Regions from separate parts of the Homo sapiens genome. Here region 1 is linked to region 2. The links are chromatin loops, found by intact Hi-C in ENCODE. Cell type or tissue: HepG2. All regions are shown on one strand. Links, peaks and the distances in the headings refer to the core of each region. The heading gives the core; the rest is flanking DNA. Region 1 has its middle 50 kb from the start of EQTN. Region 2 overlaps IFT74 (intraflagellar transport 74).

Region 1 (12,925 bases), core at 2,934-10,933, 210 kb before region 2:
TAGATAGCAGTTCTTGGTGCATTGATCCCTTTACCATCATGCAGTGCCCTTCTTTGTTTCTTTTGATCTTTGTTGGTTTAAAGTCTGTTTTATCAGAGACTAGGATTGCAATCCCTGCTTTTTTTTTTTTTTTTTTTTTTTTTTTTTTTTTTTTGCCTTCCATTTGTTTGGTAAATATTCCTCCATCCCTTTATTTTGAGCCTATGTGTGTCTTTGCATGCGAGATGGGTCTCCTGAATACAGCACACTGATGGGTCTTGACTCCTTATCTGATTTGCCAGTCTGTGTCTTTTAATTGGGGCATTTGGCCCATTTACATTTAAGGTTAATATTGTTATGTGTTAATTTGATCCTGTCATTGTGATGCTAGCTGGTTATTTTTCCCAGTAGTTGATGCGGTTTTTTAATAGCATCAGTGGTCTTTAGAATTTGGTATGTTTTTTCAGTGGCCGGTACCAGTTGTTCCTTTCCATGTTTAGCGCTTCCTTTGGAAGCTCTTGTAAGGCAGGCCTGGTGGTGGCAAAATCTCTCAGCATTTGCTTGTCTGTAAAGGAATTTATTTCTCCTTTGCTTATGAAGCTTAGTTTGGCTGAACAGGAAATTCTGCCACTTGTTTCTTTTCACTCTTTTTTCTCTAATCTTCTCAAGTTGAAAATTCTTCCCTTTAAGAATGTTGAATTTTGTCCCCCACTCTCTTCTGGCTTGTAGGGTTTCTACAGAGAGATCCGCTGTTAGTCTGATCGGCTTCCCTTTGTGGGTAACCCAACCTTTCCCTCTGGCTGCCCTTAACATTTTTTCTTTCATTTCAACCTTGGTGAATCTAACAGTTACGTGTATTGGGGTTGCTCTTATCGAGGAGTATCTTTGTGGTGTTCTCTGTATTTCCTCAATTTAAATGTTGAGTTGCCTTGCTAGGTTGAGGAAGTTCTCCTGGATAATATCCTGAAGAGTTTTCCAACTTGTTTCTATTCCTCTCATCTCTTTCAGGTACACCAATCAAACATACATTTGGTCTTTTCACATAGTCCCATATTTCTTGGAGGCTTTGTTTGTTTCTTTTCACTCTTTTTTCTCTAATCTTCTCACTTTCATTGAGTTGATCTTCGATCTTTGATATCCTTTCTTCCGCTTGGTCGATTCAGCTATTGATACTTGTGTATGCATCACAAAGTTCTCGTACTGTGCATTTCTCAGCTCCATCAGGTCATTTATGTTCTTCTCTAAACTGGTTATTCTAGTTAGCAATTCGTCTAACCTTTTTTCAAGGTTCTTAGCTTTCTTGCGTTGGGTTAGAACATGCTCCTTTAGCTCAGAGGAGTTTTTTATTAACCACAGTTTTGTTCCCTTGCTGGTGAGGAGTTGTGATCCTTTGGAGGAGAAGAGGCATTCTGGTTTTTGGAATTTTCAGCCTTTTTGCGCTGGTTTCTCCCCATCTTTGTGGATTTATCTACCTTTGTTTGGCCTTTGATGTTGGTGACCTTCAAATGGTGTCTTTGGATGTCCTTTTTGTTGATGTTGATACTATTCCTTTCTGTTTGTTAGTTTTCCATCTAAAAGTCCGGACCCTCTGCTGCAGGTCTGCTGGAGTTTGCTGGAGGTCCGCTCCAGACCCTTTTTGCCTGGGTATCACTAGCGGAGGCTGCAGAACAGCAAAGATTTCTGCCTGTTCCTTCCTCTGGAAGCTTCACCCCAGAGGGGCACCTGCCAGATGCCAGCTGGAGCTCTTTTTTATGAAGTGTCTGTCGAACCCTGCTGTGAGGTGTCTCCCAGTCAGGATACATGGGGGCCAGGGACCCACTTGAGGAGGCAGTCTGTCCCTCAAATGCTGTGCTGAGAGATCCGCTGCTCTCTTCAGGGCTGTCAGGCAGGGACATTTAAATCGGCTGAAGCTGCGCCCACAGCCACTCCTTACACTAGGTGCTCTGTCCCAGGGAGATGGGGGTTTTATCTATAAGTCCTAACTGGGGCTGCTGCCTTTTTTTCAGAGATGATCTGCTGAGAGAGGAGGAATCTAGAGAGGCAGTCTGGCCGCAGCGGCCTTGTTGAACTGCGGTTGGCTCCGCCCAGTTTGAACTTCCCAGTGGGTTTGTTTACCCCGTGAGGGGGAAACCCCATACTCAAGCCTCAGTAATGGTGGACGCCCCTCCCCGCACCAAGCTTGAGCATCCCAGGTCGACCTTAGACTGCTGTGTTGTCAGTGAGAATTTCAAGCCAGTGGATCTTAGCTTGCTGGACTCCATGGGGGTGGGACCCGCCAAGCCAGACCACTTGGCTCCCTGGCTTCAGCCCCCTTTCCAGGGGAGTGAATGGTTCTGTCTCGCTGGCATTCCAGGTGCCACTGGGGTATGGAAAAAAAAAAAAAAAAAAAAAAACTCCTGCATCTAGCTTGGTGTCCGCCCAGCCACCCAGTTTTGTGCTTGAAACCCAGGGCCCTGGTAGGGTAGGCACCAGAGGGAATCTCCGGGTCTGCCGGTTGCAAAGACTATGGGAAAAGCACAGTATCTCGGCTGGAGTGCACCGTTCCTCCAGGTGCAGTCTCTCATGGCTTCCCTTGGCTAGGGGAGGGAAATCCCCCAACCCCTTTCACTTCCCAGGTGAGGCGATGCCCCACCCTGCTTCAGCTCATCCTCCGTGGGCTACACCCACTCTCCAACCAGTCCCAGTGAGGTGAACCGGATACCTCAGTTGGAAATGCAGAAATCACCCGCCTTCTGCGTCGATCTCACTGGGAGCTGCAGACTGGAGCTGTTCCTGTTCAGCCATCTTGCCAGCCCTCCCATCTATTATACCCTTATTTGTTCTTATTCTTCCATGAGTTTAATAGAATCTTCCCTAATTCCTTTTTTTGGAACGAATCAGGAAATAGGTAACTATTGATATTCATAATGACAAAATGAGAACTGAAGGGCTGACATTAGTTAAAAAACAAAACAAAACAAAACAAAAACCTTTGAATCTTGAAAACATTCAAATGCATTTGATGCATTACATTCTTTAGAAAATATTTTTAAACAAACCCATGCACTCCATCTATGCTAACTTCTTCTTGATCTAAATGTCTTATTAACTATGTGTCATATTCCCTAACTAAGCCAAGTAATGGAGCCAGGTATCTTTTGCTCCTTACAAAAGACAATATCACCATATAGTTTCAGTTAAAAATACTTGTGCAGTATTTTTCTCCCTTAGCAGTAGCTGAGTTCTAAATATTTATTTTAGTGTGTGCTTTATGAAAGCCACTAGAGTAGTCACTTTCCTGCATGCATTTTCATTGGGTCCTCATAAACTAGTAGGTTGGTAATTATCCCTACTTTACAGAAGAGCAGACTGAGACCAGAAGATTAAATAACTACCTGAAAATAACATATAGTAAGTAAATGGCAGATCAAAGCATAGTTCAAACCCAGGTTTTCTAGAATCTGCCCAGGGCTCCATCTGTTCGACCATGCTACCCATATTTTGTCTTTAGGCTTATGTTACTGGGAGACAGGATACTTAACAAATGGTATTGAATAAAATTCAGATTATGCAAAGATCAGAATTCAACAGGAACTCTGAACTTGTAATAATGTATTCTCCCCTCAGCCTTGCATTATGGAACCAAATGATAAATTTTCCTAGTTTACCAATGTAAACTAGCAGAGAGGTAGTTGACAGTCATGCAGATAAGATCTTTGTTTCATTCAGCTGTTTGTCACATTGGGTCAATAATGTGTTCTAACTATAACTGATAAAATTCATGGAGTTAAATTTTTATATGCTATTATATGTCATCTTGGGGTAGGTTTTCTGGTGTGGCAGAAGATGACTTGAAGAACATTAAAACATCAACCCGTGATGTCCAAGCTATCTTGTTGAACCTGTTTAGTGCTGACACTGTACTAATGTGTCACTAAAGTGATGTATTAATCGGACATCACTTTGAACATAGTCTATACCCTTAGGTAAAGAATTAGAAGCCAACATATTTTTTTACAAAAAAAATGTATAAAACCACATGTGTTAAGATAGCAGTCATTATCATTATGTTATAATTGATACTTGATTTGCCCTGTTAACCAAGAAGACAATAATCGCTGTCTTTGCTGATGATACAGTCTAACTACCACAAACTAGAAGCCGTGTCAGACAGTTCACATCATCTGGCTAATCAAGATCATAAAGAATAGTCCCTCATCAATTATGATAAAACCCAAACCATTGTTTTCACAGACTTTCCTTAATAATCAAATAGACAAGACTAAATTTATTAACTGATTATTTTATTCACATACTTAGGGGTCTTTTTCCACATTAAGTCAGGTAGGCTCAAAATTAAATGTTAGGTTCATTTTCTTGGCATAATAGACATGAAAACCTTTCCTTAATATACTCCAGGTTAAAATGTGTGTGTTTTGCTCTACGTTCTAGACCTGGGCCAGTGAACTACGGCCCATGGGCTGGCCACCTGTTTTTCTAAATATTTTTCTTGGAATGAAGCCATCATACCCACTCATTTACAGATTGTGTATGGCTGCTTTCACACTTTAATGATATTGTTGAGTAGTTGTGACAGATCATGTGACTTGCAAGCTGAAAATATTAAATCTGGCACTTTTAGAAAAAAGTTTACCCATCCCATCGTAGAACGGTGTTATCCAAAAGAACTTTCTATTCTACATCTGCACTACCCAATATGGTAGACACTAGGCACACTTGGCTGTTGAGCACTTGAAAGATGTCTAATGTGACTGAGGAAATGCATTTCTAATTTTGTTTAATTTTAATTTGAATTTCAACAGTCCCATAAAGCTTGTGGCTACCACATTGCACAACACAGCTCTAGAACTTTCGGGACCTTTAGCTGAGTGTTTGTCTCAGCCACCCCTAGGACTAGCCTTCATGCAGAGAAGGGCTAGCTCTTCTTCAGTGCAAAAATATGAGTAAGGCCATTTAATTTTCATAGATGAATATCAGCCTTTTTCTTGATGAAGCTGGTATCCAAAGTATAGGATATTTGTTTCAAAGAGTAATGTTGTCTCTGCATGTGACAAATGAGACTGGAATGTACTTGCCTCTGGACCTTGCCAAACTGTAAGAAAAGAGAGTTGGGGACATGAGTTTTTCATAAGAAAAAAGGGGTATCCTCTTGTCCCCTCAAAAACATCATCTCCCAAACTGCACCTCTCACTATGACTTTCCTGCCCCTGATTTCTCAGGAACCATTCTATCCTGCATGTCCTCCAGACCAGAAAATTTCAAAACATTGCATTTCCTCATTCCTTGGAATCGTTCTGTTTCTTCCACCCAGAAGACTCATGGATTTTCATACTTTTCTCTATTTCCACCATCAACTTCTTTTAGAGTCATCTTATGGAAACTTCCCTTGTCCCCCAAGCTGAGTTTTGTCTGTTCCAACCCCTGTTTCACCTTTCCCCACTACTCTGAAAATCCCTGAGAGTAGGGACACTGTGCTAGGATGCCCCAAAGTGGTACCTGCTGCGGGAGTTCCCCACTCCCTCCTTCTCCCGTGCAGCTTCTTGATCATTTCTCCTCTTCTTGTGCTCTGTGCTCCCTACAGACTACCCTGCAGGTAGGAACCAGTGCCGAGCATGGTGGCTGGCACACTGAATAATCATTTAAAGTGTTATGTCAGGCAAGGCATAGTTGATACTAAATTTTAAATTTATGACTCCTCATTTCTTAGTCTTCAAATTACTCTTGTTCTCAGGCTAATCTTTAAATGCTTCTTTCAAAGTACAGTTCTCCTAATAAGGAATCCAAACTGGTACCTGACTTCCTGAGCCCTTAGATTATCTGACCCCTCTCCCTCCATATCTATTCTATCAATAATATTTTCCACATCACCAAACTTCAGTAAAAACATATTCAGCTTCTTCCATGTGTAATCATGGGGGATTTGGAACTAGATAGGCCTGAGCTGTTGTGTGTGCCTTCTCCCCAGAGGCAGATAAGCAAACCACTGAAATGCGATATGGCATGTACTGAACTGGGGTGTGCCCCTCTCAGCCAAGTCACAATGTGGGCAGAGCCTGGTTCTCTGCCTCCCCGAGTGCTTGTGAGAACCTCTCTGCCCTGATGTTGCCCTCTGGTGGTTCCTCATGGTAGAAAAGTGTGGACTCTGAAGTTAGACTGTTTAGATTTTATTTCCTTCAGCTCTACTAAGTAAGTTTAGGCAAGTTTTTTAACCTCTCAAAATTTCAATTTCCTTGTCTATGAAGAGGGACAATAAAAATACCTATCTCATTAGGTTACTCTGCAAAGTACAGCAGGATAAACTATGCAATATACTTAGTCCAGTAACTGACACATCACGACTGTTGCCTGTTCTTGTATCATAGTCCTTGTTCCTAAGTAGTTATTGCTGCTATCAGCATCCTTATTTTGGAGTTTTTACTTTTATTTGAAAGTTAAAGGTGTTTTTTTTTTTTTACTTTTATTTGATAGTTAATTCACACTTCAGTTGTGGACATATCGGTTATGTTTCCTCATCAGCTTGGCTTGCCTCCCAAAAGACCCCTTAGGAGTCTAATGGCTGATTGCCTGCAGAGAATCGTTCAGGATGATGGTAAGAGCCCATTTGCTCATGACTGATGTCAAGACCCTCAGTCTGACTTGACTGAACAACAGTGAGGTTCATCATAAAGGTCTACTGTCTAAGATGCTTAAGGTAGGAGACCAGGTTCTTTTCTGGGGGTTCTCTCCTCTGGTGGAGAATCCTAAAGCATCTGCCTGTGCTTGTGTAAAAAACCATTATATGCCATTGCCTGGTATAGTCCTGGGTGTTCCTCATGAATCAGAACAGCAATCTCACTGAGAACAGTGGTCAGATCATTGGGTCTGGCCTTTGAATTCATGCACAGAACTTTTGTTGTTCCATTCTAAATCTTGCTGTATACCTCTTTTCATATGTGCTTCTCATTAGAACAAAAGAGGTTCTTTCTACATTTGATTGGGTCCAGGTTATCTCACCAAGAGAAAATTTGTGTGTGTGTGGGGTGGGGGGGGGGGTATGGCTCAAATTCAGTCATTATGTGTGAACTTGATTTATACCAGATTTGTATATCTTGCTGCCAATTTTTCTATTTCTGCTTTTTCTGATGAAATATACCCAATGTTAAACAAGTTAATCAAGTACAACAAATCTAGCCACCAATTACCTGTTCGTGGCATTGCTATATGCACAGTTTCACCAGTGTCTGGCGTGGAATGGAGGATACCTGTATATTCATGTATGCCTATATAGGCCCTTCCTGTGTACAAACAGTAGAGCAAGTTAACTTTAAATATGTTAAAATTATATTACGCTGCTTTGTTTCTAAAGATTCTCGAGATATGGATGTTCCTCTGATCATATCATTCATTATACAAAATGATTTCATTTTATGATGAACTTACACTCCTCTCCAGAGAATCTTTTACATCCTCTGCTTTGTTAAGAATACTCATTTCAGAAAGAATTCCCATAACATTCTATTATAGAATTTGTAGGGCCTTCTGTTGAAAATAATCTTGAACCATGGTCATAATCTTTCAGTTAACAAATCTGTTTAAAACAAAATCTTCTAAAAGTTAAAAAAATATCAGAGCTTTCTTGGGGTAAGACACAAGTAAAGAAATGAAAACTATTACACCATTTTAGAAGCATTGACCATACGACTTTCTCACCCAATCTCAGATATCATTTATTATTCTCACCAGAACTATACAGCTTTATGTTTTGGGTAAATTTTATCTACTTTTTAAAACCATATAAACTTGTGCCTAAAGTTGTTCTTTTATTTAGAGAGATTACTTTTTTTTTTCTTTTTTTAACCATTCGACATTTCTGGCTTCTAGGCAGATGTCTTGCTTTGGTGATCCCTCCACTTTCTTCTCATACCTCCCTGGGAAGGAGATACACAGCTGAGGGTACCGATGTGCTAGCCAATCATTGCAAGGTAGTGATAATGTGACAGAGGAAAGACTACCTAGAAAAAGAACAATGTTTGTTAATCTAGTACATTCATGTAAAACATTTATAAAGCAATCATTGGAGGTTGTATTAGGTATTAATGATATTTCGATAGGTGAGCAGTGTTAACTTTGTTAGAAACATAAATTGAAGGCTTAATTTTGAGAAATATGTAAGTAACATCAGAGATTATGGTTGTCTTATGTCTAACACTTTAAAAAATATTCTGTACTATTTGGAGGTCACAATGCTAGTGAAAATGCAAAAGCCTGCATGGATCTGGTCATTTGGAAGGTAAAAGAAGACGTGAAAGGAAAGAAGTAGTCACCTTGCCCAAGAACATCTTTAATTTCTGAATTGCTGTTTCGGTGACTTCTCTGGCCCCTACTACTGGCAGTAGAGTTTGGTCGATGATGGTATGGGGTTTCTGGACACTTTCAAAGAGAAGAAGAGGAAAAGCGCTGTTGAGGTTGAGTTACTACATTTTTTTATTACACTTTAAGTTTTAGGGTACATGTGCACAACGTGCAGGTTAGTTACGTATGTATACATGTGCCATGTTGGTGTGGTGCACCCATTAACTCGTCATTTAACATTAGATATATCTCCTAATGCTATCCCTCCCCCTGCCCCCACCCCACAACAGGCCCCGGTGTGTGATGTTCTCCTTCCTGTGTCCATGTGTTCTCATTGTTCAATTCCCACCTATGAGTGAGAACAGGCGGTGTTTGGTTTTTTGTCCTTGTTATAGTTTGCTGAGAATGATGGTTTCCAGCTTCATCCATGTCCCTACAAAGGACATGAACTCATCATGTTTTATGGCTGCATAGTATTCCATGGTGTATATGTGCCACATTTTCTTAATCCAGTCTATCATTGTTGGACATTTGGGTTGGTTCCAAGTCTTTGCTATTGTGAATAGTGCCTCAATAAACTTACATGTGCATGTGTCTTTATAGCAGCATGATTTATAATTCTTTGGGTATATACCCAGTAATGGGATGGCTGAGTCAAATGGTATTTCTAGTTCTAGATCCCTGAGGAATCACCACACTGACTTCCACAATGGTTGAACTAGTTTACAGTCCCACCAACAGTGTAAAAGTGTTCCTTTTTCTCCACATCCTCTCCAGCACCTGTTGTTTCCTGACTTTTTAATGATCGCCATTCTAACTGGTGTGAGATGGTATCTCATTGTGGTTTTGATTTGCATTTCTCTGATGGCCAGTGATGATGAGCATTTTTTCATGTGTCTTTTGGCTGCATAACGTCTTCTTTTGAGAAGTGTCTGTTCATATCCTTTGGCCACTTTTGGATGGGGTTGTTTGTTTTTTTTCTTGTAAATTTGTTTGAGTTCATTGTAGATTCTGGATATTAGCCCTTTGTCAGATGAGTAGATTGCAAAAATTTTCTCCCATTCTGTAGGTTGCCTGTTCGCTCCAATGGTAGTTTCTTTTCCTGTGCAGAAGCTCTTTAGTTTAATTAGATCCCATTTGTCAATTTTGGCTTTTGTTGCCATTGCTTTTGGTGTTTTAGACATGAAGTCCTTGCCCATGCCTATGTCCTGCATGGTATTGCCTAGGTTTCCTTCTAGGGTTTTTATGGGTTTAGGTCTGACATTTAAGTCTTTAATCCATCTTGAATTAATTTTTGTATAAGGTGTAAGGAAGGGATCCAGTTTCAGCTTTCTACATATGGCTAGCCAGTTTTCCCAGTACCATTTATTAAATAGGGAATTGTTTCCCCATTGCTTGTTTTTGTCAGGTTTGTCAAAGATCAGATGGTTGTAGATATGCGGCGTTATTTCTGAGGGCTCTGTTCTGTTCCGTTGGTCTATATCTCTGTTTTGGTAACAGTACCATGCTGTTTTGGTTACTGTAGCCTTGTAGTATAGTTTGAAGTCAGGTAGTGTGATGCCTCCAGCTTTGTTCTTTTGGCTTAGGATTGACTTGGCAATGAGGGCTCTTTTTTGGTTCCATATGAACTTTAAAGTAGTTTTTTCCAATTCTGTGAAGAAAGTCATTGGTAGCTTGATGGGGATGGCATTGAATCTATAAATTACCTTGGGCACTATGGCCATTTTCACATTGTTGATTCTTCCTACCCATGAGCATGGAATTGTTCTTCCATGTATTTGTATCCTCTTTTATTTCATTGAGCAGTGGTTTGTAGTTCTCCTTGAAGAGGTCCTTCACATCCCTTTTGAGTTGGATTCCTAGGTATTTTATTGTCTTTGAAGGAATTGTGAATGGGAGTTCACTCATGATTTGGCTCTCTGTTTGTGTGTTATTGGTGTATAAGAATGCTTGTGATTTCTGCACATTGATTTTGTATACTGAGACTTTGCTGAAGTTGCCTATCAGTTTAGGGAGATTTTGGGCTGAGACAATGGGGTTTTCTAGATATACAATCATGTCATCTGCAAACAGGGACAATTTGACTTCCTCTTCTCCTAACTGAATACCCTTTATTTCTTTCTCCTGCCTGATTGCCCTGGCCAGAACTTCCAACACTATGTTGAATAGGAGTGGTGAGAGAGGGCATCCTTGTCTTGTGCCAGTATTCAAAGGGAATGCTTCCAGTTTTTGCCCATTCAGTAAGATATAGGCTGTGGGGTTGTCATAGACAGCTCTTATTATTTTGAGATACATCCCTTCAATACCTAATTTATTGAGAGTTTTCAGCATGAAGGGTTGTTGAATTTTGTTAAAGGCCTTTTCTGCATCTATTGAGATAATCATATGGTTTTTGTCGTTGGTTCTGTTTATATGCTGGATTACGTTTATTGATTTGCTTATGTTGAACCAGCCTTGCATCCCAGGGATGAAGCCCACTTGATCATGTTGGATAAGCTTTTTGATGTGCTGCTGGATTCGGTTTGCCAGTATTATATTGAGGATTTTTGCATCAATGTTCATCAGGGATATTGATCTAAAATTCTCTTTTTTTGTTGTGTCTCTGCCAGGCTTTGGTATCAGGATGATGCTGGCCTCATAAAATGAGTCAGGGAGGATTCCCTCTTTTTCTGTTGATTGGAATAGTTTCAGAAGGAATGATACCAGCTCCTCCTTGTACCTCTGGTAGAATTCGGCTGTGAATCCATCTGGTCCTGGACTTTTTTTGGTTGGTAAGCTATTAATTATTGCCTCAATTTCAGAGCCTGTTACTGGTCTATTCAGAGATTCAACTTCTTCCTGGTTTAATCTTGGGAGGGTGTATGTGTCGAGGAATTTATCCATTTCTTCTAGATTTTCTAGTTTATTTGCATAGAGGTGTTTATAGTAGTCTCTGATGGTAGTTTGTATTTCTGTGGGATTGGTGGTGATATCCCCTTTATCATTTTTTATTGCATCTATTTGATTCTTCTCTGTTTTCTTCCTTATTAGTCTTGCTAGCGGTCTATCAATTTTGTTGATCTTTTCAAAAAACCAGCTCCTGGATTCATTGATTTTTTTGAAGGCTTTTTTGTGTCTCTATTTCCTTCAGTTCTGCTCTGATTTTAGTTATGTCTTGCCTTCTGCTAGCTTTTGAATGTGTTTGCTCTTGCTTCTCTAGTTCTTTTAATTGTGGTGTTAGGGTGTCAATTTTAGATCTTTCCTGCTTTCTCTTGTGGGCATTTAGTGCTATAAATTTCCCTCTACACACTGCTTTGAATGTGTCCCAGAGATTCTGGTATGTTGTGTCTTTGTTCTCATTGGTTTCAAAGAACATCTTTATTTCTGCCTTCATTTCGTTATGTACCCAGTAGTCATTCAGGAGCAGGTTGTTCAGTTTCCATGTAGTTGAGCTGTTTTGAGTGAGTTTCTTAATCCTGAGTTCTAGTTTGATTGCACTGTGGTCTGAGAGACAGTTTGTTATAATCTCTGTTCTTTTACATTTGCTGAGGAGTGCTTTACTTCCAAGTATGTGGTCAATTTTGGAATAGGTGTGGTGTGGTGCTGAAAAGAATGTATATTCTGTTGGTTTGGGGTGGAGAGTCCTGTAGATGTCTATTAGGTCTGCTTGGTGCAGAGCTGAGTTCAATTCCTGGACACCCTTGTTAACTTTCTGTCTCGTTGATCTGTCTAGTGTTGACAGTGGGGTGTTAAAGTCTCCCATTATTATTGTGTGGGTGTCTAAGTCTCTTTGTAGGTCTCTAAGGATTTGCTTTATGAAACTGGGTGCTCCTGTATTGGGTGCATATAGATTTAGGATAGTTAGCTCTTCTTGTTGAATTGATCCCTTTACCATTATGTAATGGCCTTCTTTGTCTCTTTTGATCTTTGTTGGTTTAAAGTCTGTTTTGTCAGAGACTAGGATTGCAACCCCTGCCTTGTTTTGTTTTCCATTTGCTTGGTAGATCTTCCTCCATCCCTTTATTTTGAGCCTATGTGTGTCTCTGCACGTGAGATGGGTTTCCTGAATAAAGCACCCTGATGGGTCTTGACTCTTTATCCAATTTGCCAGTCTGTGTCTTTTATTTGGAGCATTTAGCCCATTTACATTTAAGGTTAATATTGTTATGTGTGAATTTGATCCTGTCATTATGATGTTAGCTGGTTATTTTGCTCATTAGTTGATGCAGTTTCTTCCTAGCCTTGATGGTCTTTACGATTTGGCATGTTTTTGCAGTGGCTGGTACTGGTTGTTCCTTTCCATGTTTAGTGCTTCCTTCAGGAGCTGTTTTAGGGCAGGCCTAGTGGTGATAAAATCTCTCAGCATTTGCTTGTCTGTAAAGGATTTTATTTTTCCTTTACTTATGAAGCTTAGTTTGGCTGGATATGAAATTCTGGGTTGAAAATTCTTTTCTTTAAGAATGTTGAATATTGGTCCCCACTCTCTTCTGGCTTGTAGAGTTTCTGCCGAGAGATCAGCTGTTAGTCTGATGGGCTTCCCTTTGTGGGTACCCTAACCTTTCTCTCTGGCTGCCCTTAACATTTTTTTCCTTCATTTCAACTTTGGTGAATCTGACTATTATGTGTCTTGGAGTTG
Region 2 (12,058 bases), core at 4,059-12,058:
GTGAAAAGACTTCAGGAGGATTTTACACAGGAATTATACCAGCAAGGTACTTTATCGGGTAACATGGGGATTAAAGAAAAAAGTAAAATATTTTCCTCTGAAGAATTTATACTCTAATAAGACAAGTATACAAAAATGTATACTATAAATTCAGGCTTTTTCATCCCTCAAGTAGGAAAGAAGAAATGCGTATGTGCTGTTAACAAAAGACTGGGGCTACTGTAGAAAGGACACCATTGCTTTTTTATAGTCTCTGCTATAGCCAGCAGTGCAGTAAGGGAGATATGCTCTTCTTGCACTGCCAATAGTCTGAGCACCACCAAAACTACCTCTGTCCTCACTGCAAGGGAAGTTCACCCCATACTTTTACTTCTCTGGCATCAAATGACGTTCTCCTGACTCAGGCTTTATAGGCTTTTATACTCTGAGAAGTAGTTCTGCCCCTAAGAAGGTCTGATTACCATTTTCCAAATAGGTGGCTATCCCAATCTTCTCTCCTGATCAATACACAACAAGGCATGTACTAGTAACTCTCCTGAACTCAAGGTCCCCAACTCAGCAAAGCCTACTGATTTTGGAGTTGAAAGGTCAACAGAAAACAAAATCAGGGAGACGGGGCAAGAAAAAACTCCACAGGACTTTTGCACAGCCAGACTGTTTCTTAGCACTTGGAATACTTCTGAAGCACGCAAAGTCTCCCAGTACCTTTCCTTCTTTTTTTTTTTTTTTTTTTTTTTGAGACAGTGTCTCGTTCTGTTGCCCAGGCTGGAGTGCAATGGTGCAATCTCAGCTGCAACCTCCGCCTCCCAGGTTCAAGCGATTCTCCTACCTCAGCCTCCCAGCTAGCTGAGGCTACAGGCACACGCCACCATGCCCAGCTAATTTTTGTTTTTAGCAGAGACAGGGTTTCACTATGTTGGCCAGGATGGTCTTGAACTTCTGACCTCAAGTGATCCCCCCACTTCAGCCTCCCAGAGTGCTGGGATTACAGGCGTGAGCCACTGCACCTGGCCTCAATATCTTCTATATGGCATGGTTTCTATCCCTATTACCATTCTGGTCACTCTGCTATGAACGAGCTCTAGTTTTTCTCTAACCCTTTTAACATATTATGCCAAGAAACTTAAGATTCCAAGAAGATGTCACTCTCCATAGTCTACATAACCATTTTTTGTTATGCAATCTAGGATTTCAGCCGTTTTCAAGGCTGTATCACATTAATTCATATTGAGTTATCTAAACCCCTTCTAACATTTTCACATATTTTAGTGAGCCAGAACACTTTCTCCTCCCTGACTCCTATTTCAATTTTAATTAGTTGTGGGGGCCTATAAAATTCCATCTTTTTGCATTCAGTCTATCTCTCCCATCTACTTTTCACATACCATTATTACAGTAAGCAGCAAGTTAGTATATAAAATAGTCATTCCTTGGTATCTGATGGGGACTGGTTTCAGTACCCCCACCCCTCTGTAGATAACAAAACCTGAGGATGTTCAAGTCTTTTACATAAAATGGCACAGTATTTGCATATAACCTACATATACCCTCCTGCTACATACTTTAAATCATCCCTAGATTACTTATGATACCTAATATATTGTAAATGGTTGTTACACTGTGTTGTCTAGGGAATAATGACAAGGAAAATAAGACTGTACATGTTCAGTACAGATGCAACCACTGTAGGGCAAACTACACAGTATACATCAGCAACAATGTAACACTTTTTGTTTTATTTTTATTTTAAAAATAGAAATGGGGTCTATGTTGTCCAGGCTGATTTCAAGCTCCTGACCTCAAGAAATCCTCCTGCCTCAGCCTCCCACAGTGTTGGAATTACAGGCATGAGCCACCACGCCCAGCCACATTTTCTATCAACACTTGCAGATGACTTTCATTTAATGACCTGAAAGAGTACATTAAGACGCATCAAAACTCTGGCTCTTCTGGCTGAGCACAGTGGCTCACACCTATGATCCCAATACTTTGGGAGGCCAAGATAAGAGGACTGCTTGAGGCTGCGAGTTCGAGACGAGCCTGGGCAAAATAGTGAATCCTGTCTTTACAAAAAATTTAAAAATTAAAAAAAAAGAAGCATAAACTGTCGCTTTTCTCTCTTGATAACCCTCATTTGACGATGATGACGATTATAATTTCTATTTGGTGCCCATGGTGCCCATATGGTGAGGTGGTGAGATGCGCAGCACTGTAGGTAAGTGGTGAAACACAAGGCTAACTTGAACCTTCTAACAGGACATCGGAAAGATCATTTATGCTGGAAGAATCTTCAAGCGTTTAAGGTCGAGGCTTCATAATACAGACGGCTTTAGTTGGGAACATTGTTCTAGGAAGCTGTTTCTCCTTTTTTCTTGAAGCATCAAACAACTCTTGCAGTGCTTGTAGGCATGTTGCTATCCCTCAGGTGACACGGAGGCTTTGTTCCACTGAAGGATCATACCCTTTAACACTTGCACCTGTTGAAAAACTGCTGCAAATTTTTCAAGTATCCAAATTGAGGACTCTGTTTCTGCTAAATCTGTTATCACTGTCATCATCTCCTGTAGAGAATTTCAGCAGAACCTTGAGTTCCTTGTTGGTAAGGGTTTCTCTATGCTCTTCTATGTGTTCCTCGAAGTCACCCTTGATCATGTCAGAGAAGCATTCCTCATCAACTTCCTTTGCAACATTCAAGATATTCCTGGGCCGGGCGCGGTGGGCTCACGCCTGTAATCCCAGCACTTTGGGAGGCCAAGACAGGCGGACCACGAGGTCAGGAGTTTGAGACCAGCCTGGCCAAGAGAGCAGCCTGGGCAATATGGTGAAACCCATCTCTACTAAAAATACAAAAATTAGCCAGGCGTGGTGGCATGTGCCTGTAATTCCAGCTACTCAGGAGGCTGAGGCGTGAGAACTGCTTGAACCCAGGAGGCAGAGGTTGCAGTGAGCTAAAATCGCGCCATTGCACTCCAGCCTGGGTGACAGAGTGAGACTCTAACTCAAAAAAAACAAAAACAAAAACAAAACCATATTCCTGACTTCTGCACCAATAATGGGGAAGCTCCTGAAATCACTGACTACCTCATTCCATAATGGCTTCCAACATGCACTGACTGTCTTGGGCTTTGGGGCATCTACAGCCTCTGTAAAAAGCACAACTACATTTGCAATTGTAAAGCTCTTCCATAAATCCATGACACTGTAGTCAAGGTTAGCATCAAGGACAGCACAAATCCTCCCAAAGGTGAGGTGGGTGTAAGTCATTTAATGCACTTGCTGATGCCTCGATCAAATGGCTAAAACAGTGAGGTAGTACTTGCCTTAGGCAAGAACATCACTGCAACATTGTCATTAGTGAAGTAGAGAGATCAGGGATGGCTGTGAGTAATGTCAATTATGAGGATGACCTTGAATGGCACCCTGTTCTCTTCCAGGTATTTCTTCATTTTAGGAATAAAACTGAATTCCAGGAACAAGATGGCCATCACCCAAGCCTTCCTATTGTGTTGCCAGAACACAGGTAGGCAATTTTTGATTTTGTTCTTAAGGACCCAGGGACTGTTTGCTTGGTACACAAGACCTGGCTTGACCATGTAACCTGCTGTGTTGCCACATAGCACCAGAGTAAAACGATCTTTCCAGGCTTTGAACCCCAAAGCCTGCTTGACACTCTTACGGATGTAGGTATTAGGCCTCTTCTTCTATAACAAGTTTCTTTCAACACAACTGAAGACTTGCTATGAAAGGTATCCTTTGTCTTCTGAGTTTCTTGAGCTCTTCTGGGAATGCTGATACTGCCTGGTCATCAGCTAATGCTGATTCTCCTGTGATCTTTAAGTTCGTGTGGCTGTACTACTTTCCACAGCTAGCTAGTCATCCCTTACTATCCTTAAATTCCTTCCTCTCACTCTCTTCAACTTCCTCATAGGAATGCTCACAAAGGCTAAATGCTTTTTCATACATAATTTTGCCATCAACAGGGACATGCTTCTGTGATATTTTGTCTACTCATACATTTGATGTTTTCTTAGTCTCTGCAAGCTTTTTTTTTTTTTTTTTTTGAGATGGGATTTCACTCTTGCTGCCCAGGCTGGAGTGCAATGGCACGATCTTGGCTCACTGCAACCTCTGCCTCCCAGGTTCAATCAATTCTCCTGTCTCAGCCTCCCTAGTAGCTGGGATTACAGGTGCCCACCACCACTACCGGCTAAGTTTTTGTATTTTTTAGTAGAGACGGGGTTTCACCATTTGGGCCAGGCTGGTCCTGAATCCTGACCTCAGGTAATTCACCCGCCTCAGCCTCCCAAAGTGCTGGGATTACAGGCGTGAGCCACTGTGCCCGACCAGTCTCTGCAAGCATTTTATCATGAATCACAGCAATAATTTTTTTTGCCATTGTAGGGGCAGCACTAAAACTTCCACAAATGTCAGCTTCAGCTTCCTTCTGTTTTATTGTGTCACTTTGGTAAATCACACGCCACTTTTCAAAAGATCTAAGAATTTTATTTTCTTGTTGAGAGACAGCACTTTACGCTCTCTCTTAGTCTGTAAGGGATTTCTTTCACCATATAATTGATTTTTAGGAGTCTTTTTTTTTTCACAGAAGCAAAGAGTGAACACAAGTAGCCAATGAATAAAATGCCAGATGAACACTGCTCAAACAGTGGGTGCTAGAGAGAGACTGAAGATCTGTGAAACAATGGGAGGCTATAGCAGGGTATTCTTCAGTTCAAATGGATTCAGCATAGTGCTTAGCACATGGCAGGTTCAAACTTGCTTTTTGAAACTTCCTGTATTTTTTTCAAGTATTTTCCATCCATAGTTGGTAGGATCTGCAGATGAAGAACCCGTGGGTACAAAGAATTGACTATATTACAAAATTGCTGTGGTAAAAAGAGTACATATAAGCTTAATGTTTTAAACTAACTTTGGCATTAGGTTTCACCCAATTTTCTAAATATACATTCTCTGGGAAATACAGTTGACCCTTGAAAAACAGAGGTTTGAACTTGGTGGGTCTACTTACATGCAGATTTTCTTCTGCCTCTGCTACCCCTGAGATAGCAAGACCAAACTCTTCCTCCTCTTCCTCAGTCTACTCAATGTGAAGACAATGAGGATGAAGACCTTTATAATGACCTACTTCCATTTCATTAGTAAGTGGAAAATAATAAAAATCTTTATAGTTCTCTTAATAACATTTTCTTTTCTCTAGCTTACTTTATTGTAAGAATACAGTATATAATACATACAAAATAGTGTTAACTGTTTATGTTATTGGTAAGGCTTCCAGCCAACAGTAGACCTTTGATAATTAAGTTTTTATGGAGTCAAAAGTTATACATGGATTTTTGACTGCATGGCACACTCAGTGCCCCTAATCCCAATGCTGTCTTGAAGGGTCAACTACATTTTAAATTTTAAATTACAGGTATGCAAACAAGATCAGATAATTCTATTTCTAAAGACAGGAGGCACTTTAAAAACTGTAATTATAATTTTTACATATTGTATAAATTGTATAATTTTTATTATCTAATTATGTAAAACAAAAGGACTATGTAGAAGTTTGTTCCAACAGAGTACTGTATATAAAATCATACAGTATAATTGGTAGTAAGCAGCATATACTAAACATATGGTCCTTAATCATTTTCGAAAGTAGTGGTTATAAAACTTTAACATGAATCAGAATCACCAGGAGGACTTACTGAAACACAAATTGCTGAGCCCTCTCCTTAGGGTTTCAAATTCAATAGGTCTGGGGTAGAGCCCAAGAATTTGCATTTCTAACAAGTTTCAGATGGTGGTGATGATCCTGGTGTAGATGTAATACCACCATTTTAATGAAAGATTCAATGTATAGTTTAAACAATTTCTAGATTGAACAATAATAATTCATTCTTCTTCAGCAGATATATGTTGGAAAACCACAGAATAGTAATGGATAGATGCCATTTGAAATCTCAGATACCAGAAGATAAACCACTTTGAAACTAAATAGGTTATTTTGTACATCCTGAAGGAAATACTGACGGGAAAATACTTTCTAATGTATGCTTTGGGAAAATAACTGCAGTAAAGTTATTCAATTTTGCTTTTATAAAGTAACAGCATTAACAATAAGTCACTAATTAATATTTATGAGCATATTTTAAATTGACTGCTATTATGAATGTGTTTTGTGTTTATATATGTTTACCATTTATGTTATTGGTAAGGCTTCCAGCCAACATTAGACTATTAATAATTAAGTTTATTTAATTATCTAATCTAATTCTCACAATAACCCTAAGAGGTAGGTACTGTAATTACCTCCATTTTAAAGAAAAAAAACTAAGATAAAGTAAGATTAAATAGCATAAATAGCATGTCCAAGATCAAACAGCACAGCCTGGATTTGAATCCAGGCATTCTAGTAACAGGACATGTGCTTAAAATAAAATGATTCTGGCCAGGCGTGGTGGCTCACGCCTGTAATCCCAACACTTTGGGAGGCCAAGGCAGGCAGATCACCTGAGGTCAGGAGTTTGAGACCAGCCTGACCAACATGGAGAAACCCCATCTCTACTAAAAATACAAAAAATTAGCCAGGTGTGGTGGCGCATGCCTGTAATCCCAGCTACTTGGGAGGCTGAGGTAGGAGAATTGTTTGAACCTGAGAGGTGGAGGTTGCGGTAAGTCAAGATCACACCATTTTACTCCAGCCTGGGCCACAAGAGAAAAACTCCGTCTCAAAATACATAAATAAATAAACAAATAAATAATAAATAAAAGTATTCTGTCTTTAACATTGTTTATTTTACCCTCCATAATTAAAGAAACAATGGTCCTAACCAAGGCTTTAGAACTCTGAGTATGAAAAAGTATACTATAGACAAACCAAAGTATTATATTTTGTTATTTTACTACTTTGAATGACACATATATATTATGCAGAAAGTTACAATGAATTCATTCAGAATTTAAGACAGTAATTCAATATTCCTATAGCACTTTGCATATATTTCTATTATGACATATTTACCACATTGTAGCAACTAGTTATTTATATGTATTATGGTATTTTAATAATCATATATTTGGTTTTACAATCAACTCCACATTTGGGAAAATACTTGAATCTGGAAAGTAATCATTTTTGGTGAGTAATAATGCCCAATAATCCCTCCTGGAGAGACATATGACAGTGACCGTACAACATTTGTTAACTCTATTTGTCAATCCTACTGTGTATATATTAATAGATGCTCAGAAAATTAGCCCCATCTTGTGGATCGCGGTGGTACTACAAATTCAGGCCTAACAGTCAAAACTTCGGAACTGTCAGTGATGTGTACCTTATCTTGACTGACAAAAACTAAAAAACTTATGGCTAGCATTGGTAAGGAACCACCTTCACATACTGCTTTTGGTTGTATAACATAATACAACCTTTTCTGGGAAGAAATTTGCAAACCAGTTGTAAATATAAATAATATTCCATTCAAAATTTCACTTCTAGAAATTTATTCTGTGGAAATAAACAGACAAGTTATAAACATGAATGTACTAGTGCAGCACTGTTCTTGGGAGTAAAAAATTAGAAACAGCCTAAATATCAATGTGGATACAATGAATCCTATGTAACAACAATCATAGGGGTAGCTAATGGTTGTCAGAAGCGCTTAATGTGCACCAGGCACCATTTTTTTTTTTTTTTTTTTTTGAGACAGGGTCTCACTTTGTTATCCAGGCTGAAGTGCAGTGGCATGATTTTGGTTGGAGTGATTTCGGCTTACTGCAGCCTCGACTTCCGAGGTTCAAGTAATCATCCTACCTTAGCAAATAGCTGGGACTACAAGTCAAACACACATCACCATGCCTGGCTAATTTTTGTATTTTTTTGTAGAGACAGGTTTTCGCCCTGTTGCCCAGGCTGGTCTCGAACTTCTGAGCTCAAGCAATCCACCCCCCTCAGCCTCCCAAAGTGCTAGGATTATAGGCATGAGCCACCACACCTGTACCAGGCACCATTCTTAAGTCTGACTTTAGAGCCCTAACATTGACCACTATGCTATACCATTTCTCAGAATGAAGTATACATCCTCATAGGGAAGAATGTATATTATACAGTTAAATGAAAAGACTCAAGCTCAGAAGAACTGTATATTAGTATTACTCCATTTAAAAATATGTTTATCAATGTATTAAAAGTCTAAAAGCCTAAACATTAAACTGTAAACCATGATTACCTCTGAAGACTTGGATGAGGAGAAAGGAGATGACATTTTACTTTATATACTTTTCTGCTTGCATTTTTCATGTTAAATACATGCCAGATTCATATTTAAAATTACAATTTTAAAAAATTAATCTGAATCTTTAAAATAATTTTAAGTAGTTTAAAAGACTTTTTTTTTTCTTTTTTTTCTTGAGATGGAGTCTTGCTCTGTCGCCCAAGGCTGGAGTGCAGTGGCGCGATCTTGGCTTACTGCAACCTCTGCCTCCCGAGTTCAAGCGATTCTCCTACTTCAGCCTCCTGAGTAGCTGGGATTACAGGTACACACCACCATGCCTAGCTAATTTTTGTATTTTTAATAGAGATGGGGTTTCACCATGTTGGTCAGGCTGGTCTCGAACTCCTGACCTCATGATCCGCCTGCCTCAGCCTCCCAAAGTGCTGGGATTACAGGCGTGAGCCACTGCACCCGGCCAGGACACTTTTTTTTTAAGCTGAAAAGGATGACCTCCTATAAGCTGAGGCTAATTGCCCAGTTAATGAAAGCATGAGGATGGTCATTTAAGGCAAAACACACAAAAAAAATCTTTTTAAAAATAAGTAAAATGATCTACCTTCAAGGTGCTTAAAGTTTCAGAAATTCTAGGTAATTAAGGCTTATAATTGTCATTTCCTGGTATGAATGGCACGTTGAACATGCACATCTAATTTTGATCCTCCCGCAAACCCCACTAAAACTATAGCAAAAAGAATTTTTAAAGGTAGAAACCCCCAGCATATAGAAATAGGAGACAACAGCAATAACATTTTGGAAGCTGAAAGGAGATGGAGAACTGGTAACTGACCTAGCAGACTTGAGAAAGTTGAAATCTAAGCCAGCATTGGGTGAAGCTGAGAACTACCCTGATTTCAAAAGGCTCAGTATTTTTGCATAGAAAACTGATCACTTTTTTTGTGATTTGTGTAAGGCTTTGACATGTCTTATAATAGTAATGCTGTTCTTTATAGAATTTATTCAATGTAAGGGAATACACTAGTAAAGAGTAAAACACCAGGCACAGTGGCTCACACCTGTAATCCCCACACTTTAGGAGGCCAAGGCAGAAAGACTGCTAGAGCCAAGCACGTTGAGATCAGCCTGGGCAACAGAGCAAAACCCTGTCCCTACAAAAAAAGTTTTCAACAATTAGCTGGGCATGGTGGTGTGCACCTGTAGTCCTAGCTACTCAGGAGTTTATTTTACATTTTATTTTATTTTATTTTACATTTTATTTTATTTATTTTATTTTATTTTATTTTATTTTATTTTATTTTATTTTATTTTATTTATTATTTTATTTAGCTAAGGCAAGAGGATCACTTGAGCCCAGGAGTTTGAGGCTGCAGTGAGCTATGTTGTCACACCACTGTACTCCAGCCTGGGTGACAGAAAGACCCTATCTCATTAAAAAAAAAAAAAAAAATGAGTAAAGTTAAGGGCCTGATTTCAGCTAAGTGGTCGAAGAAACTATTTACTCTGAAGGACTTCAATATAAGATATAAACTCTCAAGTATTAATCTGTAGTAAGAATAAAAGAATTTCTTTTTTTTTTTTAAGACGGAGTCTCGCTCTGTCACCCAGGCTGGAGCATAGAGGCGCGATCTTGGCTCACTGCAAGTTCCGCCTCCTGGGTTCACACCATTCTCCTGCCTCAGCCTCCTGAGTAGCTGGGACTACAGGCGCCCACCACCAGGCCCGGCTAATTTTTTGTATTTTTTAGTAGAGACAGGGTTTCACCGTGGTCTCGATCTCCTGACCTGGTGATCCGCCCACCTCGGCATCCCAAAGTGCTGGGACTACAGGCGTGAGCCACCGCACACGACCTAAAAGAATTTCTTAACAGATTCCTTAACAAAAACAAGCTGGGCACAGTAACATGGACCTGTAGTCCCGGCTACTTGGAAGGCTGAGGCAGTAGGACTGCTTGAGCCCAGGAGTTCAAGGCCACAGTAAGCTATGATCATGCCTGTAAATAGTCACTGCACTCTAGCCTGGCCAACACAGCAAGATTCATCTCCATTTAAAAACAAAAAAGTCACTTGGCTATATGTTAGAAGTAAGCCTTGAGGATAAAAACATCCTTATTAAAAATAGTATCCCATGTTGAGTGAAAATATAAGCTGCTATTGTCCACTTGGTGTGTTCTGCTTTACTTGGAAGAACAATACTTTTTCTATTACTTTCCCTTGCTTATACAGAGCCAATATTTTAAAAAGCAATAATTAAGCAAATATGCAATTGTTGGCATTTCAACTAAGAAAGGAGAAATCAGGATGGGTTCAGGCTTTTTGGAAAGTAGCATGACATCTGCCAATAATACTCCGCTTTACTAATGATGCAGAGCTTGTAGCCAAATTCTGACCATATAACTTTCATTAGAGCTATTTCTCATTGTTTCTAGTTAGCACACACATACACAAATTCCTTCCCTGCTAAAATATAGAACAGTGTACCCTTTTTTTTTTTTTTTTTTGAGACGGAGTCTTGCTCTGTCACCCAGGCTGGAGTGCAGTGGTGTGATCTTGGCTCACTGCAACCTCCGCCTCCTGGGTTCAAGCCATTCTCCTGCCTCAGCCTCCCAAGTAGCTGAGATTACAGGCATGCGCCACTACTAAAAATTTAAAACTTAGCTGGATGTAGTGGCAGACGTTATATATTCCCAGCTACTCAGGAGGCTGAGACAGGAGGATCACTTGAACCCAAGAGTCTGAGGTTGCAGTGAGCTGTGATTGAGCCACTGCACCGCTATGAATGTTTCCTTAGCCATAACAAGAATACATGTACATGTGCACACTGTTTATACCATACCTAACTCATAAGAATATACAATCAATTCTTGATAATCCAAGAGCATAGTAACTGGTTTGCAGTTAAACTATGATTAAAATGCTATGGAGAATCTACTTTTATCTTTCTTATTAGGGAGAAGCTTGTTAGGAAACTGATGCTCAACCTCCTCCTTTAACCATAAATAACAATGTAGCCCCCACACCCAAACCCCCACCACAGTATTTCTACATAGTCAAACCCCAAGCTCCCTCAGGTGTTCTGGTACCTGCATTAGTTCTTCAAATTCCACTCCTGGGGAAAGTTGGGGAGGATAAGGTTAATCAGTCTTTGCTACTTCATTACTAGACCTGGGTGGGGAATTAATTCTGTCTGGATTATTTGTGTGGTATTTGTGATTTGATTTTCATCCCCTCTAACGCTACCAGTTACTGCCATTAGTAGTTGACTATATTATTATTATTTAATTAATTTATTTATTTATTGAGACCGAGTTTCACTCTTGTGGCCCAGGATGGAGTGCAGTGGTGCGATCTTGACTCACCGCAACCTCTGCCTCCGAGTTCAAGTGATTCTCCTGCCTCAGCCTTTCCGAATAGCTGGGATTACAGGCCTGTGCCACCACGCCCGGCTAATTTTTGTATTTTTAGTAGAGATGTGGTTTCTCCATGTTGGTCAGGCTGGTCTCGAACTCCCGACCTCCGATGATCTGCCCGCCTCAGCTTCCCAAAATGCTGGGATTACAGGCGTGAGCCACCACACCCGGCCGACTATATTGTTTATAGTAAACTATTGACTATTACTAGGAAGGAAGTGTAACTTAGGAGGAAGTATAACTTAGGAATCTCTAACAACTTTAAACATTTTACTTCTGTTTTTGTAAAAAAAAAAACAAACTGCTTGGCAAAGCTAAATAAATTTTATGCAATCATTTTAACTCATAAGTGGTCAGTTTAAATCATTGCTTTAATATTACTCATACAGTATATATTTTAGTAAAGTTAGTAATA

Evidence for each region. Hi-C counts contacts between places; a loop is a spot of excess contacts. Peaks named below come from ENCODE experiments on the same cell type or tissue, not always from the same donor. Only the 100,000 strongest peaks of a DNase experiment are listed, where the experiment ranks them.
Region 1: a loop joins it to region 2, with 5 times the contacts of the local background. A loop is called at or near these places in 2 of 110 quality-filtered maps.

What each region holds. Positions count from the first base shown.
Region 1 is chr9:27,241,033-27,253,957 of GRCh38, reverse strand. It overlaps the pseudogene REXO6P. Among named protein-coding and RNA genes, the nearest start is that of EQTN, 50 kb to the left of the region's middle. RefSeq lists enhancers at 1,808-2,307, 2,308-2,809. In HepG2, for the core only: a CTCF peak has its summit at 6,091 (motif pointing left); a DNase peak (open chromatin) is centred at 6,057.
Region 2 is chr9:27,029,224-27,041,281 of GRCh38, reverse strand. The region is part of intron 13 of IFT74 (intraflagellar transport 74); the gene reads right to left. Among named protein-coding and RNA genes, the nearest start is that of LRRC19, 30 kb to the right of the region's middle. In HepG2, for the core only: a CTCF peak has its summit at 7,274 (motif pointing left); a DNase peak (open chromatin) is centred at 7,271.